2 separate regions of the Homo sapiens genome follow, and region 2 is linked to region 1. Evidence: chromatin loops called from intact Hi-C (ENCODE). Cell type or tissue: B cell. All regions are shown on one strand.

Region 1 (8,000 bases):
TTCCAAACCTTAATTAGTTTCCAACGTGGTTAAAAGCTACATGGATCTTTCCATCATTTATTTAATGACACAATCAAATATATCAATAATGTAGATTTATAACTATTAGAAAATATTTTTACCTTCACCATTTTTTGTGTGTGTGTTAAAGCAACACACCTGTCAAAACAACCTAATACTACAGTGAAAAACATGGAAGAAATGTTCATGTTGACCTAGCCTACCATGTCATTGTTTGAAAATTACATAATGGAAAAATGGCCAGCATTATTCCAGCAAAAATTAAACTAAATTTAATCATATGGAATAAGTTAAATATAAGTTTGCCTAAGTTAAGGATAACATATGATGAAAAAGCCAGGCCATGTAATATTAGGAGCTTCAGTCACTGCCCTTACCTCAACTCTTGCAGCAGCCCAGGAGCCTTGAGCCACTACTCTCCCATTGGATAAGAAGCTGCATAAGGAAGAAGAAAGGCCATTCAGGGGCTTTCTGGCCCCATAATTCACAACTGCCACCACCCCTACGGCCTACAGTCATACTTTAGTTATTAGAGAGCAGAGGGTGGCCTGGATTATTATGACCTTCACTATATATAATTTTAACTTCAGAGGGTTATTTTGAATATCCACCTATTCAAAAAAAAAAAAAAAAGGCAAAATGCATAGTATTTCTTCTGTCTATGTTACGGGATTTTTAATATAGTCAGTTATCTTTTCTTCACAAAAACAGACCAAAGGAATTATTTCTAGGAATGATTCAATCCATTTGCTCTGTCATTTGTATGTGATTTAAAAAATTACTATGTCCATCACGTTCATTCAAAAGAACTCTATAAGCACAGGATAGTATCACTAAATACTCCTCCATGCTAAAAGCCATCAAGGACTTTGTATTGTTAACCTCTCTGGGCTTCAGTTTCATTATCTGAAAAATGAGGGGTCTGGAGAGGATATGTTAGTTTCCTCCCACATCTAATATTCTATGGTAATATTACCAGGACATATTGTAATAATGCTACCTTCAACTTCTACCATACTACAAAATGTATTTTTACTTCTAACTAAAGTGTAAATATCTATAAGGCAATATTATGCTAACTAAATCATTCTAACAGTGTTTCATTTCTAGAAAAAATTGTAATACTCACTTGAGAGTCTTGATCTTTTAATGTATGCTGTGGCATCTGTTCTGCATCAGATATTTCATCTGAAGACTCATTCTTTCTTTTTTGTTTCTTACCCAATGTAATAATGAGTTTGCTGTTTCAAGAGGAAAAGAATAAAAAGTATGAATTCTTTGAATTTTCCTAAATTTGATTAAATTAAGATTGTCATGATAAACTTTCTTCCACTTTATATCACTTGCATGTCCAACCAAGGATGATAATCATCCTGAAATCCACGTTGACATTTTCAAAACATAAACTCTATTCTAATGGAACAAACACCATCCAATTCTATGTTTGGAAGTATAATTAATGTACTCAGAAGTACAATTAATGTACTTCTAAACACAGAAAGGCAGTCAAGTAGGCCAGGCGCAGTGGCTCATGCCTGTAATCCCAGTGCTTTGGGAGGCTGAGGCAGGTGGAAAAAGGTTAGGAGTTCGAGACCAGCCTGGCTAACATGGTGAAACCCATCTCTACTAAAAATACAAAAATTAGTCAGGCGTGGTGGCAGGCATCTGTAATCCCAGCTACTTGGGAGGCTGAGGCAGGAGAATCGCTTGAGCCCGGGAGGCGGAGGTTGCAGTGAGCCAAGACCGCACCATTGCACTCCAGCCTGGCAACAAGAGCGAAACTCCATCTCAATGAATAAATAAGCAAACAAGCAAGCAAACAAACAAATAAATAAATAAATTTAGCAGGTAAAAAAAAAAAGGCAATCAAGTCTTATTTGTTTTTTAGGCTTAAGATTACTTTTCATAGGAAAAATGTGAGGTGATACAACTGTGTTTACTTTATTATCTTGCAGATTTCCAATGACAGATTTTTTTCTCTTATTAAATTCATATTCCACTTGATTCCTTGAATCCCCCTATTCGTTAAAAGCCTCTACTTCCTTCTGCTCTACAGTAGAAAGACAATTACTTAAGGCACTTTAACAATTTGTTGTTCTTTAATTCTTTCACTTATGTTAAGGCTTATCTTATCTGTACTGTATGTTCCTAAGCATAAGAACTATTATTTTTTATATTCCTAAAGCATGTATGTGTCAGTATATCGTCATATATGTATGTTTATATATATATTGATATTTACATATATACACACCAGATGGAGCTATCTAAAATGAAAGTGGGTTTTTTTGTCTTGATGAGAGGTATAAAAACATAACTCTCACATTTCCTTATCTGCTTCAACAGATGCAGGGGCATGATTTTAAACCACGGTAATTATTAATCAGCAACGTACTATTTTAAATATCTGTATTATAAAAATGGAAAATCTCCCCAATACTTTCAGGTATGATTTATCAGAAAGATATCAGAATTCTTTCAACAACTATTTATTAATGTAGGAGAATTTGGAGGTTAAGAGCATGCACTTTGAAAACACAGGGTCAAAGATTTAAACCCTGACTCCACCATGTACCTATCTGTGAGACATTGGGCAAATTACTTGATCTCTTTTGGCCTTAGTTTCCTTGCCTGGAAAATAGGGATATCATAATAACTACATCTGCTGTTGCTGAGAATTAAGTGGGATAATGTATATTGGCTCTTAGCACAGTCTTGATGCATAGTGATTTCTCAACTAATGCTAACAACTTCTAATTATTCTATGCCAAGCACTTTCCTAGGCTCTAGGATTTGAAAATATAGTGACACAGTTCCTAACCTTAAAGTATCATAGTTAGACTATGATCACAGCTAAAATGCCAAAGTGGGGGTTAGCACAGGATGCAATGTGAACACAAAGGAAGAAGTGCTCACGCTTACTGAAGAGTAAAGGGGGCTTTACAGAAAAGACAACATTTGATATGATGAAAAGAAGTTTAACAGGTAGTGAAAGAAGCGGCAGAGTACATTCCAGGTAGGGGGATACCACAGAAGAGTGAGGAGAACATGCAGTGGTAATAGCATGACAGGAATACACAGAGTACCCCAGAAGGAGGCAGCAGACAGCTGGACAACCAGAATGGGTGAAGATCACAGAAGGCCTTGTATGACACACAAAGAGTTCACATTTTAAGGGCAGCTTTTAAGCTCTTGAGAGCAAGAATTTAAAAGGAATCTGTCTTGTTCATCACTGGCAGCAAATGTTTAATGAATAGGCAGTGAGTTATTTTGAATAAATAAAAAAAATAAAGCAGTTGGAAGATATAAGAATTGTAAGCAAGGGGGCAATGTGATGACAAGGAAGTGAAATGCAAGGAAGGGAAACCGATGATAAGGCAAATGACAATTCAGGGGAGAGAAAAAGATGGTAATCTAGGGCTGTGGGAATGTGGATGAAGAGGTAAAGAAAGATATAATTTTTTATTGTGGAAGTAGAACCAACAGGACTTGGTTATTGACTGGATGACTAGACTTCAGGTGAGAAAAAGTTATAGAATGCTTTTTCCCTATATTATTCTTGTATTGGTATGATTACCACATTCAACAGAATAATGGTAATTCTTACTTGGTGTCTCACCCGCCACTGTTCTGAATATGTGAAGAAAGTAAATAACAGTAAGAAATACAGCTTATGTTGGAAGCAGGAAATCAGAAGAAACACAAAGATATTCTGAAGCAACATTAAGGAACCAACCATAGTTACACTTCATTCCCTCTCACCACTTTCACTGCTTATTTCCTCTCTGTTCTAGTCCCTTTTCCTCCTCTAGTTTCTTTCCTAAAATAAAAATCTCCCTTGAGGCTATATTTACTGTTAGACCCCATATGACCTTGTTCTTCCTCCTTTGTATCCAAAGTTCTCAAGAGTCATTTCCGTTTCATTCCTCAACCAACTATAATCTCAACTCTCAAAACTACTTTTAATATTCATAGCTTCCATTTATTCAATGTTTACTATGAGTCAGCCTCTGTGCTGACTTTACATGCATTCTCTCACTTGATGTTCATACAATTTTAAAAGGGAAGTACTATTATTTTATAAGAAGAAATTGAGGCCTAGAGAAGTTAAATAACTTGCTCAAAGTCACAGAAATAGTAAGAACAGAGACAGAAACTAAGTATGCCTCACTCCAAAGCCTAAACTTCTAATGCTTAAGGACTCAAAAGACTTTTAAAATGGCAAATCCAACAGAGCTTTAAAAAATCATAATGTGTAACTAAGTCCTAACGTGTAACTGTTTCCTTTTGGCCCCTTTCTTGGCTCCCTGACACAAGAGTCTTCTGGTTCTCACTAAACTTGCTTTTACTAAATTTTGGCTCTTCTTCCTGCATCTACGCCTTGAATGTTAGTTTTCCGTAGGATTCAGTCATTGACAATTCTTCTCTGCTAGCCTGTTAAACTTTGGTTTCTCTCAAAGTTCTGTCTTCAGCCGCCTTCCTGTCTCTCCCTGAGAGATTTAATTTAATCTTTTCTTAACTACTACCTAGAAGTTAAAGATCCTCAAATCTCTTATCTCTATTTCAGATTTTTTCCCCACGCTTCATGTTCATATAACTAATTGCTTATTACACATATACATATGGGTATCTCATAGGTATCACAACCTCAATATGCACCCAATCCAATCTCTCATTTTCCGTAACCCTATCAGTGCAAGTTTACTAATATTAAAGTGTAATGCAAAGTCAGAAAAGTGCAAACGTAAGAGTACTGCTCAATTTTCTCAAACAGAAAATATCTGTGTAGCCAGCTTCCAGATCAAGAAACAAGGCATTAGTTTCCCAGAAGTCCCCTCTCATGCCTCTCCCAGTACGAACCGCCTCCTAAGGGTATCCGTTACTTTGCTTGTGAATATTTGCTACATCCTAAGGCACTGGTGCAGATGATTTTTAATGGCAAAGTAAGGGACAATACTAAATAAAACTGGGTAGTAAAAATACATATTTGATACTTCCTCCTACTTGCTATCAATCTCCAACTTAAATGTGTATTTTCAAATAGTTTGTAGATGAGAACAACACACGGAGAGTGTAGTTGTTTAAATAACAATCTCCCATGAAATGGAAATCATGGCCTATTAATACCCTTCATATATTGCTTAAAAAGGTATTTTTTCAATGTTTGATAAGCTAAATGAATTACGTGAATGCACATTCTGATGCAATATCTTATTCATTCAAATCCCAATGAATAAAAACTTCAATGAAATGAGAGGCGGAGATATTTAAATTTTTTTAAAATTTACAAATGACTATGAACTGGTTCCGCTATTCCTTTACAATAGCATAAGGGTTAATGATTAAATGAAGATTCTCTAAGGACAAAGGACTAAGCTGCTTAAACATTTTTATAGATAAATATTACCTAAATCTCTAGAAAATACTAATAAATAAATACTAACTACCAAATAAATCTTAAACACTTGCCCTTTTGAGTGGTGGGGTTAGGTTAGATAAAAATGTTTCCCATCACACCTCAGATAAGCCTTTTGTTATACTAATTATTTGAAAATTTTACTTAAAAACAAAAAAACAACTTTCACTTTATTTTCCACATATTCTGTATTATTCTTCCAACATTGTTCTACATGTCTGGAATAGCATCTTATTTCATGAACTCATTAGTCATTTTTAACAACCCATGCAAAAATCGTTTTCAGATTCTAACTTTGTAAGAGATATTTCAGATATATAGTATTTCCCTACTAAACCTTCTAAATCCAAAATGTTACACGTGCCTTTTCTATTTAAAAAGGGTACGTTTCCATGATAGGAAAAAAGTCAATTCTGAAATCATTTTTGACTGATACAATTCTGGGTTAATTTGGGTGGCATTTTAAAATTAGATTTTAAAAAACCCCAGTAATTCTGAATTAAAAAAAAAAAGAAAGAAAGAAAGAAAGAAAGAAAGAAAGAAAGAAAGAAAGAAAAGAGTATAAGCCAGGCGCAGTGGTATGCACCCGTAGTTCTAGCTACTTGGTAGACTGAAGTGGGAGAAGACTTGAGCCTAGGAGTTCGAGGCCAGCCTGGGAAACAAAGTAAAACCCTATTTCTAAAATATTATAATTTTTTTTTAAATAAAATGATCTATCTATCTAGAGAGAGAGATTTTAGAAATAGGGTTATTTACAATGAACCTTGAAAACTGTAAACCTTACCAATTTATTATAGATTCTAAAATGGTATCTAGGTAATATTACAGAGGCACAATTAATTAGGTTGGTGTCAGATCAGCAGTGCCTAAGTGTTTGGGGAAAGCTTCATGAAAGCTATTTAAAATACAGATTCTAGACAGGTGTGGTGGCTCACGCCTGTGATCCCAGCACTTTTGGAAGCCGAGGAGAAAGGATCACCTGAGGTCAGGAGTTCAAGATCAGCCTGGCCAACATGGCGAAACCCCATCTCTATTAAAAATACAAAAATCAGCTAGGCGTGATGGCACATGTCTGTGATCCCAGCTACTTGGGAGGCTGAGGCAGGAGAATCGTTTGAACCTGGGAGGCAGAGGTTGCTGTAAGCCAAGATCTGCACCACTGTACTCCAGCCTGGGCGACAAAGCAAGACTCTGTCTCAAAAATAAAATAAAATACAGATTCTTTATGAGAAAATGCCCAACAAACTCAAATTGATGTACATTCTACAGAATAACTGGCCAGTATGTTACAAAAATGAAAACATCATAAAAGAAAAAAGTCTGAGGAGCTATCCTAAATTGAAGGAGACTAAGGAGATATGACAACAAAATGAAATGTAGGATCCTGAATTGGATCCTGGCCAACAAAAAAAGGGGAACCGACAAAACTTGCATGAGGTCTGCAGATTGGTTAACAGGATTATTAAAATGTTTATTTCCTGGTTTTGATAATCATGCTATGGTTCATAAGATGTTAACATTTGAGGAAGGTGAGTGAAGAGCTTAAGGGAACTCTGACCTATTTTTGTACTTCTGACATTACTTCAAAATAAAAGTAAGAAAAAAATAACCCATCCAGTTTTGTGGGTCCCAAACCCAGGATTCTGATCTAAAAACGACTCTAATATGACTTTTAAAATATTCCCTAAGAGTTCTGGTGCTCTACCAGGTTTGGGAACCACTGGCTCGGAGAGTAAAAATTAGTATAGAAAACTCTAGAAACAAATATTCAGAATAATACAACTATTTTATATTTATAGAACACTTAAAATTTTAAAGTGCTTTTGCCTACAGTACCTCAGTTGATTCTGAGAAAAACTCTGAGACAGGCAAGGCAGGTAGGTATTGGTCCCACCATACAGACAGGCAGTGTTCAGTTCCAAAAGATGATCCCTTTATTCTCAGATTATGAGTTCCAACATACCTTATTGATTTTAAAATAAAATGACACATATACTCCAACCAGTTAACAGATATCTAATATCAATTAACATAATGACAAAAGAGAAATATGAAACTATATTATCTTTTAGTAAATTTTAAAGATTAAAATTTACCTGACTTTCATAAAATCAGAAATCTCTATTATGTATACAATGACAACAGATAGCCATAAATGTTATCTGAAGGAAATCAGATGTTTCAGTAGCAGAAAAAATAAAATCAGTTAAGCAAAACACCCAATTGCTATAGAACACTCCATTCTTCCATCATGGATTACAAAGAGTTTACTATATTAATTCTAAAATAAAATTTCATTATAAATACATGCTTCAAATAAACTGATAGTTTGCTAGTCTAAGGAGAAATATCCCCAAAGAAAGCAACAAAGTGATACAGAATATATTAATAATAAAAAGCTTTATGCAAATTTTGGTCTTGAAAACATTAAAAGGATCTGTTATCAATGTTAGCAAAATGTAGCAACAGATACTCAGGCAAGGAAAAAACCTAAATATCAAAACATAGGATGTTTCTGACAGCAAAGGGCAATTTCAAACTAAAGTATGAATTTGAAATGTAA
Region 2 (8,000 bases), 240 kb after region 1:
GGCTTCCCAAAGTGCTGGTATTACAGGCATGAGACACTGTACTTAGCTCCGACATTGTATAATTTTATCCGTAAATATTTCAGTATATTTCTATGTAAGAACTATTTAAAAAAAAAACCATCAACACTATAGACATGGTTGGTTTAAGTGTTCATTTATGTGGCTTTTTACTTTTACATTTAGCAATCAAATATTGGTCCCTTCAAAACAAATTTTTTTGGAGGCTGGGCATAGTGGCTCACACCTGTAATCTCAGCACTTTGGGAGGCTGAGGCATGCGGATTACCTGAGGTCAGGAATTCGAGACCAGCGTGGCCAACATGGTGAAACCCTGTCTCTACTAAAAATACAAAAATTAGTGTGGTGGTGCGTGCCTGTAATCCCACCTACTCTGGAGGCTGAAGCAGGGGAATCACTTGAACCTGGGAGGCAGAGGTTGCAGTGAGCTGAGATCATGCCACCGCACTCTAGCCTGGGCAACAGAGTGAAACTCCGTCTCAAACAAAAACAAAAACAAAAATTGTTTTATTTTTTGGAAATGTTACTGGTCTATGAAATCCCCAGATCTAGGAATCACCACTGAACTGTCCCAGGGCTTCTGGCATCATGCTTCATAAGCCTTCAAAATGGTTCTGACTCAGGGAAGACCCAGGCTTTCTGAGACCTGAAGCTGAAACAATTTGGGGGCCTTCTTTAAGATAAATAAGGTGCAGTGGCTCATGCCTGTAATCCCGGCACTCTGGGAGGCCGAGGTGGGTGGATCACCTGAGGTCAGGAGTTCAAGACCAGCATGGCCAAAATGGCGAAACCCCATCTCTACTAAAAAATACAAAAATTAGCTGGGCATGGTGGCACACTCCTATAATCCCAGCTACTCTGGAGGCCAGGGCTGGACAATCACTTGAACCCAGGAGGCAGAGGTTGCAATGAACCGAGATCGCACCACTGCAATCCAGCCTGGGCGACACAGTGAGACTCCATCTCAAAAAAATAAATAAATAGATAAATAAATAAAGCTTGAGTTTTGAATTTATCTTTGAATTTTGTACAAAATTAAAAGTACAAAATAATACTTGAAAGTGAATGTATTTTTACATGAGGAAAGAACTTGCCACACATTACAAAGCTGAAAAGCTGACAAATACCAGAAACCTCACAAAATCCAGAAAAAGAATGCAACGTTTTTTATTAATGAACTGCCTGAGAACCCCCTCTGTTACATTCCCCCTACATTCTTTGTCTGCATACATTCTTTGTCTGATTGCCTCTCCATAGGACAATGATATTATAACATCATGTTCAATAGAGAGAATAGCAAGATAATTCAGTTTTTCCTCTAGGATGATTGTTTGAAATTTGTTTTTTATTATTGATGGTAGGTGGCTTTGCATACAGATAGACTTGCTGTTTGTAGCACTGTCTCTGGTTTGTGCCTTTGCCTGATAAACTCTATTTCTTGAGATTCCATCAACAGAGGTGCATTTATCATTGTAGTCTCAGCAGTCTTGGGCATATTCCCAATGGGAGAGAACTTCCATTTTGATTAAGTTTCAATGAGAAGTGAAACTTCTACTTACGAGTTTGCACATCAGATGTTGGGAAAATTTTCTAAAGATGACTTCCGGTTCTGTGGATTTAATACCACGTTGCTTCTCCACTCTCTACTCCTCACAGAATTCCAGCCCAGGGCTCTGTAGAATGAATTTTTATCCCCACTGGACATCTGGCCCTGCATCTTTGGGTCACTCTTCTGGGTGCTGAGCTACAGAAGTTATCCTGGGAGCTACTCCTATAGAAAGACAGCTAGTCATGGAAGTGACCATGATCCACATAAATATATCATATACCCCTGAACCCAGACCAGATATATCACCAATAGAATTTCCTCTTAGCCTGGTTTCCCAAATACGTGCAGCTTCTCTAAAGACACAGCATGGAGGGAAATATGATGGGGAAGGCAGAGTGGAAAGAAATAGCATTTTTTAACTGATTGTGGCTAAAATATCTTTTTTTTTTTTTGAGACAAGGTCTTGCTCTGTGGCTCAGGCTGGAGTGCAGTGGCATGAACATGGCTCACTGCAGTCTCAACCTCCTAGGCTCAAGGGATGCTCCCATCTCAGCCTCCTGAGTAGCTGGGACTACAGGTGTGCACCACTACACCCAGCTAATTTTTACATTTTTGGTAGAGATGGGGGTCTCACTATGTTGCCCAGGCTAGTCTTGAACTCCAGACCTTGAGCAATTCTCCTGCCTCAGCCTCCCAAAGTGTTGGGATTACTGGTGTGAGCCACTTTGTGAGGCTGAAAATAAATATCTTACTTTTGCAGATTATAGCAGATTATGACTTTCAGAGCACATTGTCACAGCTTCATTAACCTCATGGTAAATTTGGCTCTGCCCGTGACTGCTTTTCTGATCTCATCCCCCACAGTTTCCCATCCTTCATGCTGTTCCATGAACAGACCTGCTTCTGTTCCTGTAGTATGCCAGGAATTGTCTGCCTCAGGGCCTTAGCACTTACTGTTCCTCCTGCCTGGAACACTTTCCCCAGATATCCACACATGGCTCACTTTTGAGTTCCTTCAGCTGTCTGCTCAAATGGCAGCTTCTCACCATCATGTTTAAAATTGCCAAAAGCAATTGCAACAAAAGCAAAAATTGACAAATGGGATCTAACTAAACTCAGGAGCTTCTGCACAGAAAAATAAACTATCATCAGAGTGAACAGGCAACCTAGAGAGTGGGAGAAAATTTTTTTAATCTATCCATCTGGCAAAGGTCTAATATCCAGAATCTACAAGGAACTCAAACAAATTTACTAGAAAAAAGCAACAACAAACCACCCCATTAAAAAGTGAGCAAAGGCAATGAACAGACACTTCTCAAAAGAAGACATCCACGAAGCCAACAAACATATGAAAAAAATCTCAACATCACCGATCATTAGAGAAATGCAAATCAAAACCACAATGAGATACCATCTCATGCCAGTCAGAATGACAGTTATTAAACAGATGCTGGTGAGGTTGTGGAGAAACAGGAATGCTTTTATGCTGTTGGTGGGCATACAAATTAGTTCAACCATTATGGAAGACAGTGTGGTGATTCCTCAAAGATCTAGAACCAGAAATACCATTTGATCTAGCAATCTCATTACTGGGTATATATCCAAGGGAATATAAATCATTCTATTACAAAGACACATGCATACGTATGTTCACTGCAGCACTATTCACAATAGCAAAGACATAGAATCAACTCAAATGCCCACCAACAATAGACTGGATAAAGAAAACGCGGTACATATACACCATGGAATACTATGTAGCCATAAAAATGAATGAGATCATGTTCTTTGCAGGGTCATGGATGAAGCTGTAAGCCATTATCCTCAGCAAACTAACACAGGACCAGAAAACAAACACTGCATGTTCTCACTTATAAGTAGGAGCTGAATAATGAGAACACATGGACTTATGGAGGGGAACAACACACACTGGGGCCTGTTGTGGGTGGGGCGGGGGGAGAGAGAGCAGTAGGAAAAATAGTTACGAAGGCACACGTTTACCTATGTAGCAAATCTGCACATCCTGCACATGGACCCCGGAACTAAAAATAAAAATTAAACAAAATAGCACCCTAAAACCTAGCACCCCACTCTTTGTACCCTACTTTTTCTCAGTAACACTTACCACCTTGACATAATAGATATTGACTCATTTGTTAAGTGTATATCTCCCTCCTGTTAAAATGTAAGCTCATGAGAACAGGGACTTTGTTTGCACATTGGTGTGTCCCCAGCACCTAGACCAGGGCTTCCCTAGAGTAATTGCTGAAGAAATATTAGCTGAATGAATGAAGAGCAATTGGAAACCACTGAAGAATTTTAAGTGGAGAGACATGAGGCTTTCCTGGTTCTGTCAAAAGAAATTACTCTCTCACTTATCTTTCTCCCAGAACATCTTTCCACAATTTTTCTTGAATTATAATTACCTGTCAGTCTAATTTTCTCCAAAAGATTGTTGAGGATAGAGAGTATGTTTAATTCATCAACACACCCCCTACCACATGTATTGCATGAATTAACACTGGTGGAATTAAACGGAAGTTACTATTTCTCTGTACATAAATTCTTGAAATGGCTGTGTTTGGTTTTCTCAGCAAACTAGATTATAAACTGTTTCTGAGTAGGGAAAGTTTCCTTGGCCATTTATGTCCTCTCAGCAGCTCTTAGCAATCAGTACATTGCTCTTCTTAAATAGGGTTCAATCTCTTTGTGTTTCTGTCTATACAATTTCTGTGACTTAATGACATCCAGTTCTCCATTCTAATGAATTTCCAAGCAATTTTTTTTTTCCAAGCAAGTCTCTCTCTTGTCGCCCAGGCTGGAGTGCAATGGCATGATCTTGGCTCACTGCAACCTCTGCCTCCCAGGTTCCAGTGATTCTCCTGCCTCAGCCTCCAGAGTAGCTGGGATTACAGGCACCTGCCACCATGCCTGGCTAACTTTTTTTGTATTTTTATAGAGACGGGGTTTCACCATGTTGGCCAGGCTGGTCTTGAACTCCTAACCTCAGGTGATCCTCCCGCCTCGGCCTCCCAAAGTGCTGGGATTAATAGATGTGAGCTACCACGCCTGGCTCCAAGCAAAATTTATGCATCCATTAGGACACCTAAAGTTTCTATGAATCAAAATCCAACTAAAAGCAGCTTAAACAGGTAGGAGTTCATTATATCAGATGGCCAAAGGGCTGGAGGCAGACTGTCTTTAGGATTGTTTAATTCTATACTCCATTGACATATTCTAGGATACATCTTTCAGCTCTGCCATTCTAGCTTGTCTCCTCATGGTCATGAGATGGCTACAGTGGTTCCCAGCATCATGTTCTCATACAGTGACATCCAGAGGCAGGAGAAGAAACTGCTTCTTCTCAGGTATCTCTTCTAGAAGGGAAACCCTTTCCCTGAAGTCCTGCAGTGTATTTTCCTTTGCTTATCATTGGCTAGAATTGCAACACATGCTCTTGCCTAAACTAGTTTGGTTAGGGAAATGGAAGTGTTCAGATCTGCCTATATTAATTGAGATTCATCCCCTGGCATGGAGGAGGAGGCATTAACCTCAGCACAGAGTCACACAGAGGCTTTGCCCTCTTACAGCCAGGAGGGAGCATATAGGGATGGACTTGGGTTAGCACTGATAGTGTCTGTTATATCTTCTGCTTGTTTGTTCTCCAACCTGCCCTGATTAAAAGGCCTGAAAAATTTGAGGTCCCCAGATCCTTCTTCCCAACCAAAACTTAGGGCCATGCTATTTTTTTTTTGAATTGATCTCTTAAGCAAACAAACAAAAAAGCCCCTACACTAAATACCAAGCAGTGACTTATCTAGTTTTAAAAAGAAACAAAACCAGGTCAGTGAATTTGAATTAAAACTGCACACAGAGCACATTGCTTAGTCTCTCTGTGCCTCAGTTTACTTATCTATGAAATGAGGATAATAGTAATACTTAAGTTATAGGGTTGGTGTAAAGATTAAATACATTATTATACAGTCAATTTTCATTATTTATGGGTTCTGCATTCAAGAATTCTCCTACTCGCTAAAATTTATCAGTAGCCCTTAAATGAATACCTCTGGCAATTTTGTGGTCACTCATGGACATTTGCAGAGAAGTGAAAAAGCTGAGTTGCTCAATGTACATGCATGTTCCCAGGTAAAGTTGAACAAGACAACATTCTATCTTCTTGTTTTAGCTCTCATACTGTAAACACAGGTTCTTTTCATGTCTATTTAGTGCCCCCCTTTTTTCTTCTGCATTTTAGTGCTTTTGTTAAAGATCTTGCTGTTGATTCCCGGGCAAGATGGCTGAATAGGAACAGCTCGGGTCTGTGGCTCCCTAAGAGATCAACGCAGAAGGCGGGTGATTTCTGCATTTCCAACGGAGGTACCTGGCTCATCTCATTGGGACTGGTTAGACAGGGGGTGCAGCCCACAGAGGGCGAGTCGAAGCAGGGTGGGGTGTCACTTCACCCGGGAAGCGCAAGGGGTCAGGGAACTCCCTCCCCTAACCAATGGAAGCCGTGAGGGACTATGCCTTGAGGAACCGTGCATTCCAGCCCAGATGCTATGCTTTTCCCACAGTCTTCACAACCCAGAGACTAGGAGGAGATTCTCTTGGGTGTCTACACAACCAGGGCCCTGGGTTTCAAACACAAAGCTGGGTGGCCATTTGGGCAGACACCGAGCTAGCTGCAGGAGTTTCTTTTCATATTCCAGTGGCGCCTGGAATGCCAGTGAGAGAGAACCGTTCACTCCCCTGGAAATGGGGCAGAAGCCAGGGAGCTGAGTGCTCTTGCTCAGCAGATCCCACCTCCACATGGCCCAGCAAGCTAAGATCCCCTGGCTTGAAATTCTTGCTGCCAGCACATCAGTTTGAAGTCGACCTAGGAGGCTTGAGCTTGGTGTGGGAAGGGGTGCCCGCCATTACTGAGGCTTGAGTAGGTGGTTTTCCCCTCACAGTGTAAACAAAGCCCCTGGGAAGTTCGGACTGGTTGGAACCCACCACAGTGACTCAAAGCTGCTGTAGCCAGACTGCCTCCCTAGATTCCTCTTCTCTAGGCAGGGCATCTCTGAAAAAAAAGGCAGCAGCCCCAGTCAGAGGCTTATAGATAAAACTCCCATCTCCCTGGGACAGAACACCTGTGGGAAGGGGCGACTGTGGGCGCAGCTTCAGCAGACTTAAATGTTCCTCCTTGCTGGCTCTGAAGAGAGCAGCAGACCTCCCAGCACAGAGCTCCAGCTCTGTTAAGGGACACACTGCCTCCTCAAGTGGGTCCCTGACCTCTGTGCCTCCTGACAGGAGACACCTCCCAGCAGAGGTCGACAGACACCTCATACAGGAGAGCTCAGGCTGGCATCTGGCAGGTGCCCCTCTGGGACGAAGCTTACAGAGGAAGGAGAAGGCAGTAATCTTTGCTGTTCTGCAGCCTCCGCTGGTAATACGCAGGCAAACAGGGTCCGGAGTGGACCTCCAGCAAACTCCAGCAGATCTGCAGAAGAGGGGCCTGTTAGAAAGAAAACTAATGAACAGGAAGCAATAGCATCAACATCATAAAAAAAACCAACCACTCAAAAACCCCATCCAAAGGTCACCAACATCAAAGACCAAAGGTAGACAAATCCACGAAGATGAAGAAAAACCAACACAAAGAGGCTGAAAATTCCAAAAACCAGAATGCTGCTTCTCCTCCAAAAGATCACAACTCCTCACCAGGAAGGGAACAAAACTGGATGGAGAATGAGTTTGATGAATTGACAGAAGTAGGCTTCTGAAGGTGGGTAATAACAAGCTCTTCCTGAGCTAAAGGAGCATATTCTAACCCAATACAAGGAAGCTAAGAACCTTGAATAAAGGTTAGATGAATTGCTAACTAGAATAACTAGTTTAGAGAAGAACATAAATGACCTGATGGAGCTGAAAAACACAGCAAAAGAACTTCGTGAAGCACACACAAGTATCAAGAGCTGAATCAATCAAGCAGAAGAAAGGATATCAGAGATTGAAGATCAACTTAATGAAATAAAGTGTGAAGACAAGACTAGAGAAAAAAGAATGAAAAGAAATGAACAAAGCCTTAAAAAATATGGGTCTGTGTGAAGAGACCAAATCTATGTCTGATTGGTGTACCTGAAAACGACGGGGAGAAAGGAAACAAGTTGGGAAACACACTTCAGGATGTTATCAAGAGAACTTTCCCAACCTAGCAAGACAAGCCAACATTCAAATTCAGGAAATACAGAGAACACCACAAAGAGAGCAACCCCAAGACACATAATCATCCGATTCACCAAGGTTGAAATGAAGGAAAAAATATTAAGGGCAGCCAGAGAGAAAGGTCAGGTTACCCGCAAAGGGAAGCCCATCAGACTAACAGCAGATCTCTCTGAAGAAACCCTACAAGCCAGAAGAGGGTGGGTGCCAACATTCAACATTCTTAAAG

Evidence for each region. A loop is a pair of places that touch in the nucleus more often than their neighbours do. Peaks named below come from ENCODE experiments on the same cell type or tissue, not always from the same donor. Only the 100,000 strongest peaks of a DNase experiment are listed, where the experiment ranks them.
Region 2: a loop joins it to region 1, with 5 times the contacts of the local background. A loop is called at or near these places in 1 of 110 quality-filtered maps.

What each region holds. Positions count from the first base shown.
Region 1 is chr16:53,215,906-53,223,905 of GRCh38, reverse strand. It overlaps CHD9 (chromodomain helicase DNA binding protein 9), which reads right to left. Exons shown (of 39, transcript NM_001308319.2): 4 at 1,151-1,262. Among named protein-coding and RNA genes, the nearest start is that of CHD9, 160 kb to the right of the region's middle. In B cell, a CTCF peak has its summit at 3,185; DNase peaks (open chromatin) are centred at 3,125, 3,888 and 6,845; H3K27ac peaks cover 4,072 bases.
Region 2 is chr16:52,973,883-52,981,882 of GRCh38, reverse strand. No RefSeq gene overlaps it. Among named protein-coding and RNA genes, the nearest start is that of CHD9NB, 75 kb to the left of the region's middle. In B cell, no CTCF peak of the experiment used is centred here; a DNase peak (open chromatin) is centred at 4,882.